Regions from separate parts of the Homo sapiens genome. Here region 2 is linked to region 1. Evidence: chromatin contacts called from ENCODE Hi-C or POLR2A ChIA-PET data. All regions are on one chromosome and are shown on one strand. The core of a region is the stretch at or near the end of the contact, and the rest is flanking DNA. Distances in the headings are between cores, read along the strand shown. Region 1 holds the start of ISLR2 (immunoglobulin superfamily containing leucine rich repeat 2). Region 2 has its middle 29 kb from the start of ARID3B.

Region 1 (4,206 bases), core at 1,097-3,596:
TGCCTGGGGCGACTCGGGCTCCAGCCCTGCCCGGGCGGGCACTGGGCTCTCCAGGGTCGAAGGCAGGGGTAAGGGGCGTCTTTCCCCCAGGGCAGCCTCCGGGAACAAAAGCATTTGCTGTAGAGTGAGCTAGAGCCTCCGGGCCCGCGGGAGTCAGCTCCCGCCCAGGGGTGGTCACCGCGTCCTTAACCACCCCAGGAGCCCCGTCTCCCTGCCGAACTCCTTGGCTTCTGCAACCCTGTCAAGACAGCAAGGAAAGGGGGTCTTCCCTGGTCCTCGGGCCCCGAAGTTTCGGGGTTGCTTATAGGACGGGTTCCTGCAGTCCAGGGAAGCTCTGGGCAGATAGCGAGCCCATTCTCCCTTCCATTACCCAGATTCTGCCTCCCTGCGGAAGGCAAAAAAGAAAGAAAGAAAATAGGTAAAAACCGGCGGAGGGCCTTGAGCCTCCCCGCCTGGCGCCCCTCACTCAGTCCCGAAAAGTCCCCTGGACACGCCATGCCGGACCGGACTCAGCTCCCGCTGCTGGGCCCCTGCCTCCAAATATCCTTCCCAGGCACAGGCTCCCAAGACCGCCCCCTCAGGGTTCCCAACACCCGGACAACTGCCCAAGACGCCGCTCCCCGCCCCCACCCCCACCTTGTTCGGCAGACAAAGAAGGGTGTGCTGGCCCCGCCGTCTGCCTCCTTCTCCCGACCCCACAAGGCCTAGAAACCTCAGGGACTCACCCCGGGCTAGGGACCCAATCCTGGCTGTCCCACCACAGGATCCCCGGCAGGGACGGGTCACAGTGCTCTCACCCCTCGACCATTTTCGAAGACACCTTCCCTGAAAGGCGCCTTGCGCCCTCCCCATGGGTCGGCGGGGGGGGACTCCAGGCCCGAGCAGGCGGTGTGAAGTTCTGTGTTCTGAACTGGGGCTGAGCAAGATGCGATGGTCTCAGCCCGCTGGGCCGCCCGTAGCGACGGCAGGAGTAGGGGAGAGGGAGGGACGCTTGGAGTGTGAGCGCACCAGTCTGTTCATATTTAATTTACAAAGCAGCCTCGGAACCCCGGGCCGGGTGGTCTCTTTAGACGCTGCGCTCTTAGCCTGTCTCTCTTCCCCACCCCCTCCCCTAGCTCATTAAGATGCTCAACACTCAAATCGGGGTATTGATCTCCACGGAAGCCCCAAACCCTCGCCATCGAGAGACCCCCATGGCCCGGGGTGATGGCTGTGGGGCTTGGTGCTCCCAGAGAGCTCAGTGGCTACAGAATGGGTGGGGATTCTGCGTGTCTCCCGGAGCCTGAACCCCTTTCCTGGTTATGGCCGGTAGCTGTCTCCAGGGCTAACGTGGGCAGCGCAGGGGGGCGGAAACCGGGTTTTAGCCAAATGCCTCGACATCGCCGCGCCTCCGCCTCCTCGTCGCTGAAAGAAATGTCGGGGTTTCATCAGAGCTAGGGAGCGACAGTCGGGAACAGCGAGTCTGCCGAAGCCGGCTGTTGTGTGAGGGTGTGAGACGGCGGGGCGGTGAGGGGCCACCGCGGCTTGGGGGATAGTGCGTGTGGGGTTGACCGTGTGTCTGCTTGAGAGGCTGTGAAGATATGGGGGGCAGATATGGGAGAAATGCTCGGGCCTGAAGTCCCCAGCCCACCGTGCTCAAGAGTAGCGGACGTTTTGCCACCATCCTTGTCTGTGCTACTGTCTGCTGCAGCTTCCGTGCCCCGTTCTCCTGGAGCAGGCAAGACCTGGAGTGAGGTGCTTGGGTGCGCTCGAGAGAGCTTCCCCCTGCTCCACCTGTCCCGCGGTGCGCGCAGGCCAACGCGTCGGGCAGTGGGCTTCAAGCGCTGGTTTAGCCACAAAAGACCAGAAGTAAAGAGTTCCGGCTTAAGAGGCTGGGCAGGGCTGCGGTGGGCTGGGGAGGGGGGTGTCCCTTCCCAGCACGCCCTGCAGGGCTGTGCGTTCTGGTGTCGGGTTAGACTAGCAGGCGGGGCGGGGGGGTTGGGGCGGCGGGGCGGGGGAGACTAGGGCTTATATCAGCCCAGATCCAGGCAAAAATGGTAGGGAGGGTGCGGCGCTCTGCTAACACTATCAATTATGCATCATGTTGAACGTGGCTTCGGGGAGGAGGCGGCTAGCAGCGGGGGGTGCGGGAGGGAAGGGTCCGCGCGAGCTCGGCTGCGCGCAGCTCAGCGGGTCCCGCTCGAAGTCTGTCGGTGCCACCGCCTGCATTTGCAAAAAGAGTTTAAAGGCAAAGACACGCCTTCCCCCCCCACTTCAGCCGCGCGCCTTTCCTTCCCCCAAATTCCTCAAAGATGGTTTGTCTCACGTGTTGCAGGGCGTAAAAGCGGCTTGCATTCAATTAGCAGCGAAGCTCGCGGGCGCTGGCGGGACAGGCGCGTGAGGGTGAGTTCGCGTGAATGTGTGTATGCGTGTGCGAGAGGAGAACGGTAAGTGTCCCGGGTGCAGGTGTGCCCGTGAAAATGCGTGTGAATGTAGCAGGGGCTGAACACATTGATGCGATTATTACCTGACCATGGATGATTGTAAACTGTGAAGGTCGGCTATGGGGAGGGTGTGAGGGACTGTGTGCGCGAATGTGTTTGAACGTGGGGTGGGGGAGGTGGTGTGATCAGGGACAGTAACAATGCCAGCGGCTGTGTAAATGTGGGGGTACGTGGGTTATGGGGGTGCAGTAGGCTGCGAAGAGCCCAGCCAGGACAGTGGGCGTGGGATGCCCCTTATGACCGACGTGTCTTGGCCTTGGGGAGGGTCTCCGTGGCTTTAACAAAAGTAGACCAAGCAGGAGGCGGGAGAGGCTATGCGCGTCCCCGCCAGGCCCGGGAGTGCGCAAGGACTTTCTCCAACCTGCAGCCAGAGAGGTGGGGGAAACGGACGCAAAAGGAAAAATTGAAGTGGTACTTTGGGGCCACCAAGTCCCCAAACTTACCTGTCCCTTTCTTTGCCCCCCGCCCCCCGTTTTCCCCACAGCCACAACACATGCGTGTATCTTGCTTGGGCTATCTTCCCTGCTCTGCCACGCCGGGTCTGGAGAAGGGGTTTCAGCCCCAGGACATTTACTGAGAGTCGGCGAATATTGGGTAAGCAATGGGGGCCACCCCACAACCTTGACCCAGGTGGGGTTAGGTCCAGCCTAGGGCACCTGATGGGGTGCGGGGCTGGTGGGGGTGCTGTCTGGCAGGAACCGGGAAGGGAGGGAAGGGACCCTCCCAGAAGAGCAAAGGCAGAGTGAAGGAGCAGGTTCCCAAAGACAAGTTGTGGGAGGGGCTCTGCCAAACCTGACAGGCGCTCCAAATGGGGGCAGGGAGTCTGTGCAAGTTCGTTTGTGTGACCGGGCTTAAGGTGTTATGGGGAGGGGGTCCTTAGGCACCGCAGAGCTGTGGAGAAAGGCGCAGAATCTTTCATCTTCTCCAGCTTCATTAGCTAGTGGCAGCCCCATGACCTGTTGGCTGAGGACGCCTCTGCCCAATGGGAGCCGCCTGAGGGACCTGAGAGGAAGCTCTAGTGACCGCTTTCCCAACACACCTGGTCCAAACATGGGGGAGAACCTCCTTCCCCGTAAGGAAGGTTGGCAGAGCAGCCCTTCTTCTCCCCTCACAGGAGCTGCAGCCCCGGGCAGGTGACTTTGGCCTTAGATGCAGTAGGGCATGGGGATGGGCTTCCCCAGATCCCACATCTCAAGTCGTGCAGTGCAGGTCCTCCTATTGCTTCTCTGCTGGGTTTCGGTCACAGTGGAGGGCTGTATGCACACACAGGCACATGCCTGTGTTCTTGTGGGTGGGTCGGTTCGTGTGAGGACTTGTGTCCTTGTGTCTGTCAATTGTCACAATGGACAGGAAAGCGCTTTGTACCGTGGTGGAAAACACGTACAAATGCTGGTTAAGAGAACAATGAGGTCTGCAGGGTCTATTGTGTCCATGTCTGGGTGCATATGTGTTTGTGAGTTTAGGAAATGTGTTGTGAGCCTCCTAATTGAGCATCAGGTCCTCTAAACCCCTGCAGAAGTTGGCGGTTTGATTATGAAGCCCCGCGTCTGTTTGTATTGTTGTGTGCCTGCATGGGCGTGTGTGCGAGTGCTGTGCGTGGGACAAAGGTTCCAGGGAGGACAGCCAGTCACGGACAAAAATGTCCTTCTTGGGTAGGATCCATTTCACCAGGTTAAACGAAGGCTTAGAAACACAGAGAGGGGTACGTGAGGAGCCCGCTGGA
Region 2 (4,606 bases), core at 1,410-3,909, 380 kb after region 1:
GCGATCTCGCCTCATTGCATCCTCTGTCTCCCAGGTTCAAGCAATTCTCCTGCCTGAGCCCCCTGAGTAGCTGGGATTACAGGTACCTGCCACCATGCCCAGATAATTTTTGTGTGTTTTTGTTGTTGTTGTTTTGTTTTGTTTTGTTTGAGACAGAGTCTCACTCTGTTGCCCAGGCTAGAGTGCAGTGGTGCAATCTCAGCTCACTGCAATCTCCACCTCCCGACTTCAAGCAATTCTTCTCCCTCAGCCTCCTGAGTAGCTGGGATTACAGGCGTGTGCCACCACACCCTGCTAATTTTTGTATTTTTAGTAGAGACAGCGTTTCACCATACTGGCCAGGCTGGTCTCGAACTCCTGACCTCGTGATCCGCCCGCCTCGGCCTCCCAAAGTGTTGGGATTACAGGTGTGAGCCACAGGGCCCGGCCTGTATTTTTTGTTTTTTTGTTTTTTGTTTTTTGTAGAGACGGGCTTTCACCACGTTGGCCAGGCTGGTATCGAACTCCTGGCCTAAAGCGATCCGCCCGCCTTGGCCTCCCAAACTGCTGGGATTACAGGCGTGAGCCACAGCACCCGGCCCCATATACCCTTTATTCAGATTCTCAAAATGTTAATATTTTACCACATTTGCTTTATCATTTTCTTTTTTTCTTTTTTTTTCCCAAGACGGAGTCTTGCTTTGTCGCCCAGGCTGGCGTGCAGTGGTGCAGTCATGGCTCACTGCAACCTCAGTCTCCCAGGTTCAAGCAATTCTCCTGCCTCAGCCTCCCAAGTAGCTGGGATTACAGGTGTGTGCCACCACACCTGACTAATTTTTGTATTTTTAGTAGAGACAGGGTTTCATCATGTTGGCCAGGCTGGTCTTGAACTTCTGACCTTGTGATCTGCATGCCTCGGCCTCCCAAAGTGCTGGGATTACAGGCATGAGCCACCGCGCCCGGCCCCATATGACGTTTATTAAGATTCTCAAAATGTTAACATTTTACCACATTTGCTTTATCATTTCTCTCTCTCTCTCTCTCTCTCTCTCTATATATATATATACATATATATATATACACACACACACACACAGGTAATATATATGCATACAGACATATATACACACACAAATATATGTATGATATATGAAATTATTTTTCCAGAACCATTGGAGAATAAATTGCAAACAGGATGAAATTGTATCTCTAAATACTTAAGTATGTGTTTCCTAAAACAAGAATATTGTATTCTCTTGTATAACAGTAGCACAATTATAAAATAAAAATAATAACATTGATATAATAATATTACCTAACCCAGAGACCTTATTCAGATATCCTCCACTGTCTTAATAATGTTTTCCACAGCAAAAAGAAAAATTATTTTTCTAAGGTCAGGCATGGTGACTCATGCCTGTAATCTCAGCACTTTGGGAAGCCGAGGTGGACAGATCATCTGAGGTCAAGAGTTCGAGACCAGCCTGGCCAACATGGTGAAACCCTGGCTCTACTAAAAATACAAAACTTAGCCAGGCGTGGTGGTGCGCACCTGTAGTCCCAGCTACTCAGGAGGCTGAGGCAGGAGAATCACTTGAACCCAGGAGGCGGAGGTTGCAGTGAGCCGAGATAGCATCACTACACTCCAGCCTGGGCGACAGAGCGAGACTCTGTCTCAAAAACAAGAAAGAAAAATTATTTTTCTGGCTCAGGATCCAATCCAGGATCACACACTGCACTTAGTTGAGAAATCTCTTTAGTTTCTTTTAATCTGGAATAATTCCTCAGTCTGACTTTGCCTCCCACGATCCTTTGTCACTTGAAGAATACAGGCCAGATATTTTGTATGAGGTTCTTGTTTTAGGTTTATCTGTTTTTTCCCCTCATGATTAGATTCAGGCTATACATTTTTGGCAGGAATATTCTAAAACTGATGCTGTGTTCTTGGTTTATTAAATCAGGAGGCACATTACTGACTACTGGTGATGTTAATTTTTATTTTTAGGTCAAGGTGGTGTCTGCCAGTTTTCCACTTTAAAGTTATTCTTTGTCGATTTTTAGTTAATAAGTATCTTTTTTTTTTCTTTTTTTAGAGACAGGGTCTCACTCTGTTGCCCAGGCTGAAGTGCAGTGGCGCAATCATAACTCACTGCAGCCTCAAATTTCCGGGCTCCAGTGATCCTCCCACCTCATCCTCCTGAGTAACAAGGACTACAGGCACGCCACCAGGCCTGGCTAATATTTTATTTTTGTAGAGACAGGTCTTGCTATGTTACCCTGGCTGATCTCCAACTCCTGGCCTCAAGTAATCCTCCCAACTTGGCCTCAGCCTCCCAAAACTCTGGGATTATAGGCATGAACCACCATGCCTGGCCAATAAGTATCTTGTGGGGAGATATTTTGAGACTATATCCTGTTCCTCATAAAACTTTTACCCACTAATCTTAGCATCCATTGCAAAAATTACAAAGTCTTTCATTGAAAAAGTATACACAAGCCAATGGTTAAAAAATTCAAAACAATACAGTGAACAAGTATGTATACATACTCACTTTTTGTTGTATAAAAAAAGAGAAATAGAGTGAATAGTATAGTGAAAAGTAAATCTCCTGATATTAGATCCTCAGGACCCTTCCTCCTGTTACTTGTTTGTGTCTTTGTGGTAGACACGATGCCATATGATACTGAACCTCATTTCATTTCCTTTTTTCTGGGCATAAAGGATGACAACATTTCCTGTCCTGCTTTGCGGTGAGGCTGAGACCATGAGACTAGTTCTGGCTCAAGGGCTATGAACAGAAATGATATTGGGCACTCTTGGGCCAAAGCATTTAGTGCCATTTTATGTCTCTCCAGCTCTCTCTTCCCCTGCTGCAGCAATTGTGAAAGCCACGCATTTAGATGGTGAAGCCACAAAATGGAAACAGCCTGGATCCCTGAGTCACCAGATGCAGAAACAGCTGCCCTGAAAAGTTGTCCATCTTGCACTATACATGCCCATGTACGAGAAATACAAGCCTTTTCTGGCCGGGCGCGGTGGCTCACGCCTGTAATCCCAGCACTTTGGGAAGCCGAGGCGGGCAGATCATTTGAGGTCAGGAGTTCGAGATCAGCCTGGCCAACATGGTGAAACCCCGTCTCTACAAAAAATATAAAAATTAGCCAGGCATGGTGGCAGGCGCTTGTAATCCCAGCTACTCAGGTGGCTGAGGTAGGAGAATCGCTTGAACCTGGGAGGCAGTGGTTGCAGTGAGCCGAGATTACACCATTGCACTCCAGCCTGGGTGATAAGAGCAAAACTCTGTCTCAAAAAAAAAAAAAAGGCCTTTTCTGTGGTTAAGAAATGAGAATCAAGTTTAAGATATTTGAGATTTTTCTTTTTATTATTTTTTTCCTTAGAGGTAATTGTGGGGTGGAGGTGGGGGTCTTGCTATCTTGCCCAGGCTGGACTCAAACTCCTGGGTTCAAGCAATCCTCCAGTCTCAGCCTCCCAAGTAGCTGGGACTATAGGTACACACTACCACACCAGTTTCTTTGAGATTTTTGTACATCGGGATATATAGCTCATTCTTTTTAAGATTTGCCAAGTGTTCCATTGTATGACTATAATATATTTAGGAGGTACATTTCTTTAATTTAAATTTTTGAATTGATATTATATACCATATGGTTTTAAATTAAAATGGTTCAAAAAAGTATATATGTGAAAAATTCTCACTCTCATTGCTGCCCTGAGCCAATAAATTCCCCACCAAAGGTAACCAATATTTCCTGTTCCTTATGTGTACTTCCAGAGTTATGTCATACATAGGATATTTAAAGGAACCTCACTCGTCTCAAGTTTGGCCGAGACACCAAAACAATAAGGTCACACTTCAAAGTTACGGGCAAGTCCACCAATACAGGATTTGCAAAAGAAGATTATAGAAAACCAATTTTCATGCCGGGCGCGCTGGCTGACGCCTGTAATCCCAGCACTTTGGGAGGCCGAGGCAGGTGGATCACGAGGTCAGGAGATCGAGACCATCCTGGCCAACATGGTAAAACTCCATCTCTACTAAAAATACAAAAATGAGCTGGATGTGGTGGTACGTGCTTGTAATTCCAGGTACTTGGGAGGCTGAGGTAGGAGAATCACTTGAACCCAGGAGGCAGAGATTGCAGTGAGCCAAGATAGTGTCACTGCACTCCAACCTGGCGACAGAGCAAGACTCCATCTCAAAAAAAAAAAAAAAAAAGAAAAGAAAACCAGTTTTCAATCTTCATTCACTACCCATCCGCAGCCTGCAAAAGATGTTGAAGAGATTGAAAAAAAAAAAGACTCAAGGTTTTAGAAAAAGCTATTGCTGAACTGAGTCACTGAGTCATTGCCTCCAACCTCATCCTAAGGGGTACATGCCCCTCACCTCACACTAATAAAACGAATTTTACTGGGATCACATAGTAGAATATGTGTTTCTTCGTCTTTGAGAGGCACAGTGGGCTGAAGTCTGAGTTGTCTGGGATGTGTAAAGGGTTAAGGGTTAATGCAGGCATCCTGTGGGGTAGAGAAGAGGTTGCGATTTGGGATATAGCAGCACTTGCAACAATGGGTCAAATGAACATATTTTCTCTAATCTAAGTATGA

What was found. Hi-C counts contacts between places; a loop is a spot of excess contacts on that map. ChIA-PET counts read pairs that join two places held with the same protein, here RNA polymerase II (POLR2A). Pooled maps may share reads with other maps.
Region 2: a map with no recorded cell type shows a loop between it and region 1 (2.2-fold over the local background). The contact joins the enhancer-like site here to the promoter of ISLR2 in region 1. A Hi-C loop is called at or near these places in 1 of 37 single-sample maps with no recorded cell type and 2 of 50 pooled maps. POLR2A ChIA-PET finds 5 or more read pairs at or near these places in 1 of 52 experiments (OCI-LY7).

Annotation. Positions count from the first base shown.
Region 1 is chr15:74,128,240-74,132,445 of GRCh38, forward strand. ISLR2 (immunoglobulin superfamily containing leucine rich repeat 2) reads left to right here and starts at 2,347. Exons shown (of 3, transcript NM_020851.3): 1 at 2,347-2,382; 2 at 2,968-3,077. LOC283731 (a long non-coding RNA gene) reads right to left here and starts at 1,039. Exons shown (of 3, transcript NR_152622.1): 1 at 726-1,039; 2 at 1-385. RefSeq lists enhancers at 1,653-2,562, 2,563-3,471 and a silencer at 2,964-3,163.
Region 2 is chr15:74,509,557-74,514,162 of GRCh38, forward strand. No RefSeq gene overlaps it. Among named protein-coding and RNA genes, the nearest start is that of ARID3B, 29 kb to the right of the region's middle. RefSeq lists enhancers at 2,603-2,652, 2,963-3,022. Within about 2 kb of position 2,660, at least 9 of the 41 ENCODE cell types and tissues checked have a DNase peak (open chromatin) inside an H3K27ac peak, as active enhancers do.